Linked DNA regions of Homo sapiens: region 1 is linked to region 2. The links are chromatin loops, found by intact Hi-C in ENCODE. Cell type or tissue: IMR-90. All regions are shown on one strand. Links, peaks and the distances in the headings refer to the core of each region. The heading gives the core; the rest is flanking DNA.

The links. Peaks named below come from ENCODE experiments on the same cell type or tissue, not always from the same donor. Only the 100,000 strongest peaks of a DNase experiment are listed, where the experiment ranks them.
Region 1: it touches region 2 in a loop (4-fold over the local background); 3 of 110 quality-filtered maps call a loop at or near these places.

The regions. Positions count from the first base shown.
Region 1 is chr6:111,971,475-111,975,874 of GRCh38, forward strand. No RefSeq gene overlaps it. Among named protein-coding and RNA genes, the nearest start is that of LINC02527, 64 kb to the left of the region's middle. In IMR-90, for the core only: no CTCF peak of the experiment used is centred there; DNase peaks (open chromatin) are centred at 2,107 and 2,667; H3K4me3 peaks cover 615 bases; H3K27ac peaks cover 1,451 bases.
Region 2 is chr6:112,041,097-112,045,496 of GRCh38, forward strand. No RefSeq gene overlaps it. Among named protein-coding and RNA genes, the nearest start is that of CCN6, 11 kb to the right of the region's middle. RefSeq lists a silencer at 2,669-2,768. In IMR-90, for the core only: CTCF peaks have their summits at 2,093 (motif pointing left) and 2,756 (motif pointing left); DNase peaks (open chromatin) are centred at 2,105, 2,675 and 3,995; H3K4me3 peaks cover 889 bases; H3K27ac peaks cover 490 bases.

The DNA.
Region 1 (4,400 bases), core at 295-4,294, 70 kb before region 2:
GTCCAGATTTCTCTTCATTTCAGAAATCCTCAGCACCGATATTGGGAAACTCTTGGCGTTTGTTTCCCCATCAATGAATGGGCCTAACACAAAGGAGAGTAAGATTCTTGGCCGTGAAGGACCTGGGGTCTGGAATAGATGTGCTCCATCTGCCAAAGCATTTTCCCCATATGGCTGAGATTTTTTTCCTACTAAAAAAAAGAAAAAAAGAAAAAAAATGACAACAACAACAAAAAACACTTACTCAGCAAACTGCACAGCAAGTCATTTGTGCCAATAAAATGACAGTCATCTTCAAGGCCACAGGCTAAAAATATGAATTATCAGGTAGAAATTGGCTCTAGGATAAATATATTTTTCTTCATTCCCTACTCCTTCCCACAATCAATCTCTCTCCCTCTCACTCTCTTTCCCATCCACACATGTGTGTGCATACTCATGTGCACACTTGCACACTCATAAAAACTGGAGTTTCCAAAATTTCCCAGTTGGTTGAGAAGCAGAACCCAAAGTTGGGTGAGGAAAAATGACTCATTCCCCTAGGTTTGGTTTTTACTGCCAGAAAGCAGATTTTCAGGAAGGAAAATCATATGTCCCAAGCCATCACCAAAGTAAAATCAATCAAATCCCCAGTGTCTGCCTCAGAATCTCCATGAGTCTGTGGTCTAGAGTCAGGCAGTGACTAGTGGTTGTGTGAGCTCCAGAATACTTTGCTTCGTCTTGTGGGATGTTATTTTCTAACAGCTATTGACAATTTTCATTTCCGCGTGGCAGGGTCCATGTGGTCAAAAGAACTTGACCTAAGCCTTATAAAATCACCAATGTGATGTTTTTATTTGGAAGCATGTTTTGCTGAGGCCATCAGAGTGGAACTGAGAGTTTAGTGGGCTGTGGTTCAAGGAACCACACTTACATGATGGTTTACAAGCAACTCAGCCTTCTCTGAAGGACGGCCTGATTTAGCCATAAGCGAAGAGTCTGGGCTCTGGAAGTTCAGTCTGAACAAAGACTGAGATAGGAATGCCTAGGGCATTTTTTGGGTCTCCATCTCCTCACCTGTGAAGTCATATGGACAATAATTAGTAAACAGGAGCACTGAAAGGATTGGCATTTTTGAAATGTTAAATGTTGTTTTCTTCAGCTCCAGCAACAACTGTTTCTTGTGACTTTCTGTGGGACTCTGAGGAATGTTGGGATGATAATCACAGGAACCAATGGCTGCCTCTGGAAAGCCCATAATTCTGCACATTCATGGAGCTTCACTCTGATTCCAAATCCAGAAAGACCACCATGTCACTTATGGAGACACTTGAAATCCTTTCCACATCTTCACTCATCACGCCTGGGGTGAGAACTAGGAATACGTGAATAAACCAATAACACGTTACTGAAGTCAGTTTCGAGTTTTGCCTGCTATGAACTTAGAAACAACTCCATTTCTCTCAGCACTAGATGGCCTGTTCAGAGTGTATGTGTGTGTGTGTGTGTGTCCTCATGTGTGCAGAGACAGAAAGAGACAGAGGGAGAGAACGCAATATTTAGTTTTGAAGATATTACACTTATAATTATGCTTTCAGAAGCCTGTTTCTGGGAGTACCACAGAACAATGCAGTTAGGTTACCCAAGGAATAAAATCATTAAATAGGGCCGTCCTCTGGTTTTTCCTCCAAACCACTGTCTGTGTGTTGTTCAGGGGAAAGAATCTCAGCTTATTCACAAGTGGCACTATCTTTCCACAGGATGTTCATTGTTTTGAAACTAGAAGAAAACCTCAACAGCTCTGAAGTATATAATTATGCTTTCTTATTACCCAACAAGAATGTTCTCGGGAGTGTTGTTGCGATGACTCGCTTGCGAGTGATCTGACGGAAGGAAGGGCGGCTGAGGAGGAGAGGAGGAGGGAGCAGAGCTTGCCTTCCATGCCACTTACTTTGTTGTCTGACAGCTCTCACAGATTTGTGGCTTGTCCTCAAGTAGACAGCCTAGGGAGATTTTTGGTCGAGGGTTCCCAGTCTCCTCCATGTCCCCCCACCCCCGCCCCACTGTTATCAGTGTAATAAGTGATTTCAGAGTATTAGGGGAGATTCCACTGCCACTGAATCATGTACAGACTCACGGCCAGATGATGACATCAGAAACATATGTGTTAGTCTGAAGGCAGGACTTTGCCTAGGAAATGAGAACAAGATCTCCAGCCGGAGAATTAAGGACCCAGAGGCTTAGAAACCACCCCAAGAGGAGAGCTTCTTTATCTTTCCCCTCCAGGCGGAAAGTCACCTAAAATTTTCTCCTTAGATGTTCACTGTGCTGTTTTTAAATATTTCTAGGAAAGCTCTTTTAGAAAGCTAGGATTTAAGTACTTCACAAACAAGGCAAAGTTTGCATGTAAGGGATAAACTCTGCATGCTCTAACTCATAATTACCATGATTTTATAAACCTGGCATTTCCTAACCAAGCTTTATTTTCATTTGGAGCAGTATCTGTAAGTGAATTCTTCATTAATCATGTTTGCCCACCCATATACCCACCTGTATTTTTAAAAGGTGTATTATTCCCAGATATGTGTTTATATAGACACATCACAATATTATTCCAAGTGCTTTTTATCAGGCCATGGGACACATTTCAAATCACTCTCTAAGTTGACATCATACTTGAGCCTTATGCAGACTGTGTGGTTTCCATAGTAACAAAATCACTTAATGGTGTGAGAAACATGTGGAAGATTATAGAAAAAAAGGAGAAAATCTGAATGGAACAAAAGGCAGGAGCTAAAGTCAAAATTTCTTGGAATGTAAGAAAATTTTTATTGTCGTTTTATTTATCTGAAAACATGAGTACAAACTCTCTTGATGCTACTGGGTATAAATTGTGTCAGTAAAGGATGACCTTTAAGCGTCCAAGGTCACCTTACCCCAAGCTATAGTCTTACAGATGCCTGCACTTCTCATTGTGTGTGTGTGTGGGTGTGTGTGTGTGTGTGTGTGTGTGTGTGTTTGAGCATATGTGTATTTCTGTATAGCTATATAAGTATATACACGTATATGCATTTGGAAGATCCGTGGTCTCTTTTTAAAAACTGGTTTCACCATCTTAGATCCGAAACAGGTAGTAAGGTACTTTCTGAAAGACTTACCTTATTTTCTCTTTGTGTACACACAAACACCAAGACAAGCTAAATTCTTATTTGGGTAAATAGTAATGGTGTACTTGGAAACACCTCTCATTCATTCAGTAATTTATTCATTGGAGACATTTATTGAACATCTCTTGTGATAGACAGAGTCCTTGTACCAGACAGAGAGCTGTAAGCAGACAATTATGATAACTGTGAAGTGTTATGTGGGTAATCTATGAAAAGTTTAGCATGTAATCTTCCTGGTCTCTTTCTTCTTCTTCTTTTTTTTTTTTGAGATGGAGTTTCGCTCTTGTTGCCTAAGCTGCAGTGTAATGGCTCGATCTTGGCTCACCACAACCTCCACCTCCCAGGTTCAAGCGATTCTCCTGCCTCAGCCTCCCAAGTAGCTGGGACTATAGGCGCGTACCACCATGCCTGGCTAATTTTTTGTATTTAGTAGAGGCGGGGTTTCACCGTGTTAGCCCGGATGGTCTTGATCTCCTGACCTTGTGATCCGCCCACCTCGGCCTCCCAAAGTGCCAGGATTATAGGCGTGAGCCACCGCTCCTGGCCCCTGGTCTCTTATTAGGTCCTCCCTGTGACAAAGAGCTCACATTTTCCATGTTTCCAGTCCATGGGAAGCTCAACTGGCAGCTTAGGTCCCTTGCCTAAGGGATTGCAAGCACTTTTGTAAAAGGGTTGGGTTGTCGGGTCTTTCACTTATTAGGTTCCATGAATGAGGAGATGTATGTTCCTAGCCCTGTTTCTCCTACTATTCTAATTAGATGAACTGAGTAGACAAAAATAAATACAACATAATCCCAGCACTTTGGCCTCAGAGTGATGAGGAGGGCAGGATTAGCTGGGGATTTTAAGACAGTGTCTATGTTGGTGATGCCTGATTAAGCAAAACACCAACTTTCCTGGACGATGCATTTCTCCCTTTGGTTTTGTTAGAAACTGGAACCAAAAGGAAGCCCTTTGCGCCAACTCTTCTCAGTGGTAGGAGTTGAGACCATTAGTATTAGAGCTGGAGAAAATGTCGAAACACCTCCTCTAAGGCTGGCAGCCTGAGTAAATTCTGAAACCCTCCCTCAGTTCTCAACAAACAACTTGATGGTTTTTGAGGTCTTCTAAGAAGATGACTCTTCCTGGGAAGGCGAGCCCTCAATGGCCACTAGAGAGGGATTAGTGATGATGCTGCAGCCTTCGAGGTAGGTGTGCCCAAGAATACATCAAAGGCATTAGAACCGACTCTGGAACCAAGTCCTGGTAATTAAC
Region 2 (4,400 bases), core at 334-4,333:
TGCATTCACCCTCCAGATCTCAGGGGTTGTGAGTCCCAGCTTTCTTTCCCACCATTATGCTTCCTGTTGATTGCTTCCTGACTCACTTCCCTATTCATTTTCTCAAAGCCAACATTTACATCACATAAACTTAAGTTATTCCTTTTCAGTAGCAGAAAAAACATATAATTGTAATAAACATTTTTGGGGGGTGGAAGGGATATTTATTACTGATACTAAAAATTTAATGCCTTTGCTTAATTAGAGGTGGGACTGAAGGAATGCATGAACCGAAAATGCTGGCTAACAAAACAAAGTGTTTATACATGGAAATGCTTCAAGAGCCCCAAAACAGAGCTCCCATGTTCTCCATGGTGGGAAAGTTTCCATCTTTCCTCTTTTTGTAACTGTCCAGAAAAGACAGAATGTTTTTGATCAAAGTGGCTTTGAATCTTTAGCATTACGTTGTCCCATTAGAACAGAACTTTTTCCCATGCAGTGCCAATCCACACATTTAGTTTCTGCAGCTCCTTAGTTTTATTGGGAATGGGGGTGGGGATGGTGGCACCATCTTGTTTGAAAGGGTTTACAGCTGATACTACCGTTTACAGTAAATTCCTAGAGTGGGAGGAGGAAGTGGCACATTTTTGGAGCAGCTAGGTGGCTGGAAGAGATTCTCCTCCCCCAAGACTGGTCAGAGGTCCTGTGAGAATGGGAGCTGCTCACCTCTCCTTGGCAGTGTGCTGGGCTGGGGAGGTGCCAAGATATCCCTAGCAGCGACTCCAGCCAGGGAGATTGGTCCCTAGATGCAGCATCTTCCAGTGCACCAATGTTCTCATGACCCAAGGCTGGTACTGAAATAGCAGGATTGTCAAACCTGAAGGAACCATTGCCTGTGGGCTGCAGGGACCTGGAACCCTGACCCAAACCAGGATGGAGGAGGTGCCCAATAATGATTATGATTCAGCTGTCCAACAGCTCAATAAAAGGGGGACTTGGAGTTACATGCGACTTGATTTAAGGGATTCTAAAAATATATTTATTGTGAACCTGAGTTTAAGAACTGATATTCTTGCTTACTGAAGGTGGACATACTAACTTTGGACATAAAACCTGAGGGGCAGGTAAGGGCAGTGTCTGTGTGCCTGGCATGCACAGGACACAGATGGCATTCTGAAAGCCATCATCCAGGACTGAAGAGTTGCTTTCCACACTCTGAAACTGTGACACGAGATTCACTTTGGAGAGTCTTTTGTGGATGAGCCTCATCAATTAACAGTCCTAGTGTGTGTAAGCGTGAGCTCAGTTTTGTTCTGTCAAGTCTTAAGACAGCATTTGATTTAGCAGTTGATTCAATTACATTACATGTGGATTTGGAAAAGTGGTGTGTGTGTGTGTGTGTGTGTGTGTGTGTGTGTGTGTGTATTTCTTTTAAACAATGATGTAACCTTTCTGAATTCAGGTGGAAACTGTCTTGATTGACCTCCGCGTACCAGGACAGATTAATTAACTCTTAGTTTCTTTCGTGGAACATACGAACACACCCTGAGCTCACTGAGAGCTCACAGCTGGTAGGAGAGGAGGCTCCTCTTTAGTAGGCCCAGTGTGTTGTTTGCCTCTTTCCTAATCTGTTCATTCCACTTAATTGTATCCCGATAACGACACAATTTGAGCAAATATTAATTTGAGCAAATATTACTAAAACTGATGATACACAGATACATGAAGAAAGATATTTCCAATGGAAAGAAAAAGCAAAATGCTTGGGAAAGATTCAACAGGAAAAGCTGCTTTAAATGTGTTGTTGAATTATATTTGATGGTTATGAGTACAGAATCTAAGATTCTTTAGTCAAGATGTTTTACACTGTCTCTAAATTCTCATTTCACAAAGGAAACTCAAATGAGACAACATGGAGGATGCATTATATGTGTGGCTCATAAAGAGAGGGAACAATACAGCACTCTAATCAGCACATCTATATTCAAAGAAAGGCATTGGCTAAATAAAAACACTGGTGAGTAAATAGACAACTCAGTTCCCTGCTAAAATAAAATGTTTGTATAGGCAGGACTCCTGCGAGAGCCCCTTTGACTGCCCGTTGAGCGCCCTCTGCTGGCCCGGAGGGAAGGGTGCCACGGAGGGGACGGCGTCAGGGCCCCACCCACGGTTTAGTTTCAGATCAGCGCTTTTCAGTTCCAAGATACAGATTCCGGTTCCAATGAATGCTGGTTGAAAATACGGCCGTGGTTTTAAATATCATGAAACTATTTTACGTCCGTAGTACTTTCATCTATTTTTATAAGAATGTTTTGTAACTGAGAAACCTAAAGAGATGATGAATTTCCCCCACCGCCCCCGACTATTTTGCCTTTCAGTGACGCGGTAATATTTTACGATAGGTGCCGATTCAAATCAGTGGCTTTCAGAAAGTACAGCTGCTATTCTTTGGTGCCGCTATTCAGAATGACAATGTGAAATAAAAATGATTCTGACTATGGGAAGGTCTGATCTTCCTATGAATGAAAACAATCATGTGGGCCACAGAGAGCTCTCTCTTTCCAGCTATCGAGGGACTTTTTGCAGAGAGAGAAAAGGATCCTAAAGCCATGTTCCCGATACTGCAGACTTGGCGAGATGGCGGCGGGCTCCTCCCACCTCTGCGGCAGCGTCACAATCAATAATGCAGGGCTCTGCGGCAGAGGAAGCGCCTGCTTTTATATAGGGGCGCCCGGACCCCAGAGCAGGGCTAGTCCCTTAACCCATTCCGCCATCTAGCGTCCGCAGGGGCTCATGGCAGGTTGGAGCCGGACAGTCTGGAAACTGCAATCTAGATTTTGCAGAAGGGTGACCTTTAGCCTTCTGCAAAACCTAGATCTCACTTAATGTAGATCTCACTGAAGAAGGCAAATAAAAAGTGAGTGGAGTGTTTATTCATTTTCCTGTAAGATTAGTAACTTTAAGGCTAAAAACTCTAAAGTAAGTATTTCCCAAGCCCCTGCTGTAAGTCAGTCATGTTGTGGGTACCAAGGCTATGAAGATGTCTCAGTCTCTATTTTCAGTGACCCAGTCTAGTAGGGACAAGCCATATGAACATATGCCCAGTTAAATTTGAATTTCAGGTTAACACGGAATTTGTGTGTGTGTGTGTCCCATATATGCTAAAGCAGTTAACTGGGCATCTATTATTATCATTATTTTTATAAGCAAAATCTTGCAACCGTGCATATAAACAGATGATTGCAGTATGGGCTTTACAAGGGCAGGGTGGCACGCTAATTGCTTGAGGAGCTTTGCTGTGGGTGCTGGTTAGGAAGCGTTCTCAGGGGAGAAGTCGCTTGTGCAAACTGCTTATCAGATAAAGCAGTGGGCAGGGTTGTCCTGGTAGAATCGCATAAGCAAAAGCAAGAGGCTGGGGGACTCGCAGTACAGCAGGTCTGTGCTACCTGAGCTGGCAGGTGAGGCAAGGATAGTGCAGGGGTGAGGTTGCTTCATCGTGGAAGGCCTTCTACTGTGCTTCCCAGGAGCTGGGTTCTATTCCAGGGGGAGTGAAAAAGGGTTTTGAGCGGGAGAGTGACATGATCTAATTTGTGTTTAAGAAAAAGAGATCAAATGGCAATGTTGAGGCTGGACTGGGGGAGGTAGGAAGCTTGGAGGCAGGGAGGCCTGAAGGAAATTGTCTAAGGTGAGTGAGCTCAGAAAAGTAGCAGAGCTTGAAGGTGAATGAGGGTCTTTTGACTCCAAGTCCAGGATGCCTGTCACTGTCCCCATCTAATTGAATTATGATTCACATGTGCAAGCATTTTACAAATCAGGAATGACACACCACATTATGCATACTTTTCCTTCTCTGAAAGATTAGCTTCACCCACATTTGGAAATACTGGAAATTTTTCTGTCCTCCTCTTCTCTTGCTTCTCCTTTGCATGTGGTCGGCCTCGGTGTCTGCCTCTGATTAACTCAGCCCTGTTTCCCACACAGAGCTCCCCCTGCAAACCAGACTAACAAGGCCAAGTGACAAAATGAATTATAAACCTCTGAGATATTTGGCCTTGTTTTCCTTGGGCCACAGCCTGACTTTTTTAAAGGCCCTTGGAATGAGGACACCTGTTTATTTTCAAGGAGACTCTGACCCAAGCCCCACGCAGATGGCTGGGCAGAGCATTTTGTGGTGGTCAGAGGTTGCTCATTTTTGGACCTGGTTTATTAAAAGTTGGACAGGGGACCAAGCAGAGCCTGGCACCTCTTTGTCCCTCCATCCATGGTGGGGGGCATTGGCAGCACCTTAGCACGCACAGAACAGCCCCTCAGAGAATGCACAGGTGTTGATTAACAAGGCTTGTATACACGTTAGTGGAGGAAGAAGAGAAAACAAACCTACTCTCTCATGCACATGTGACTAGAGTCACGTTGGGATCGTG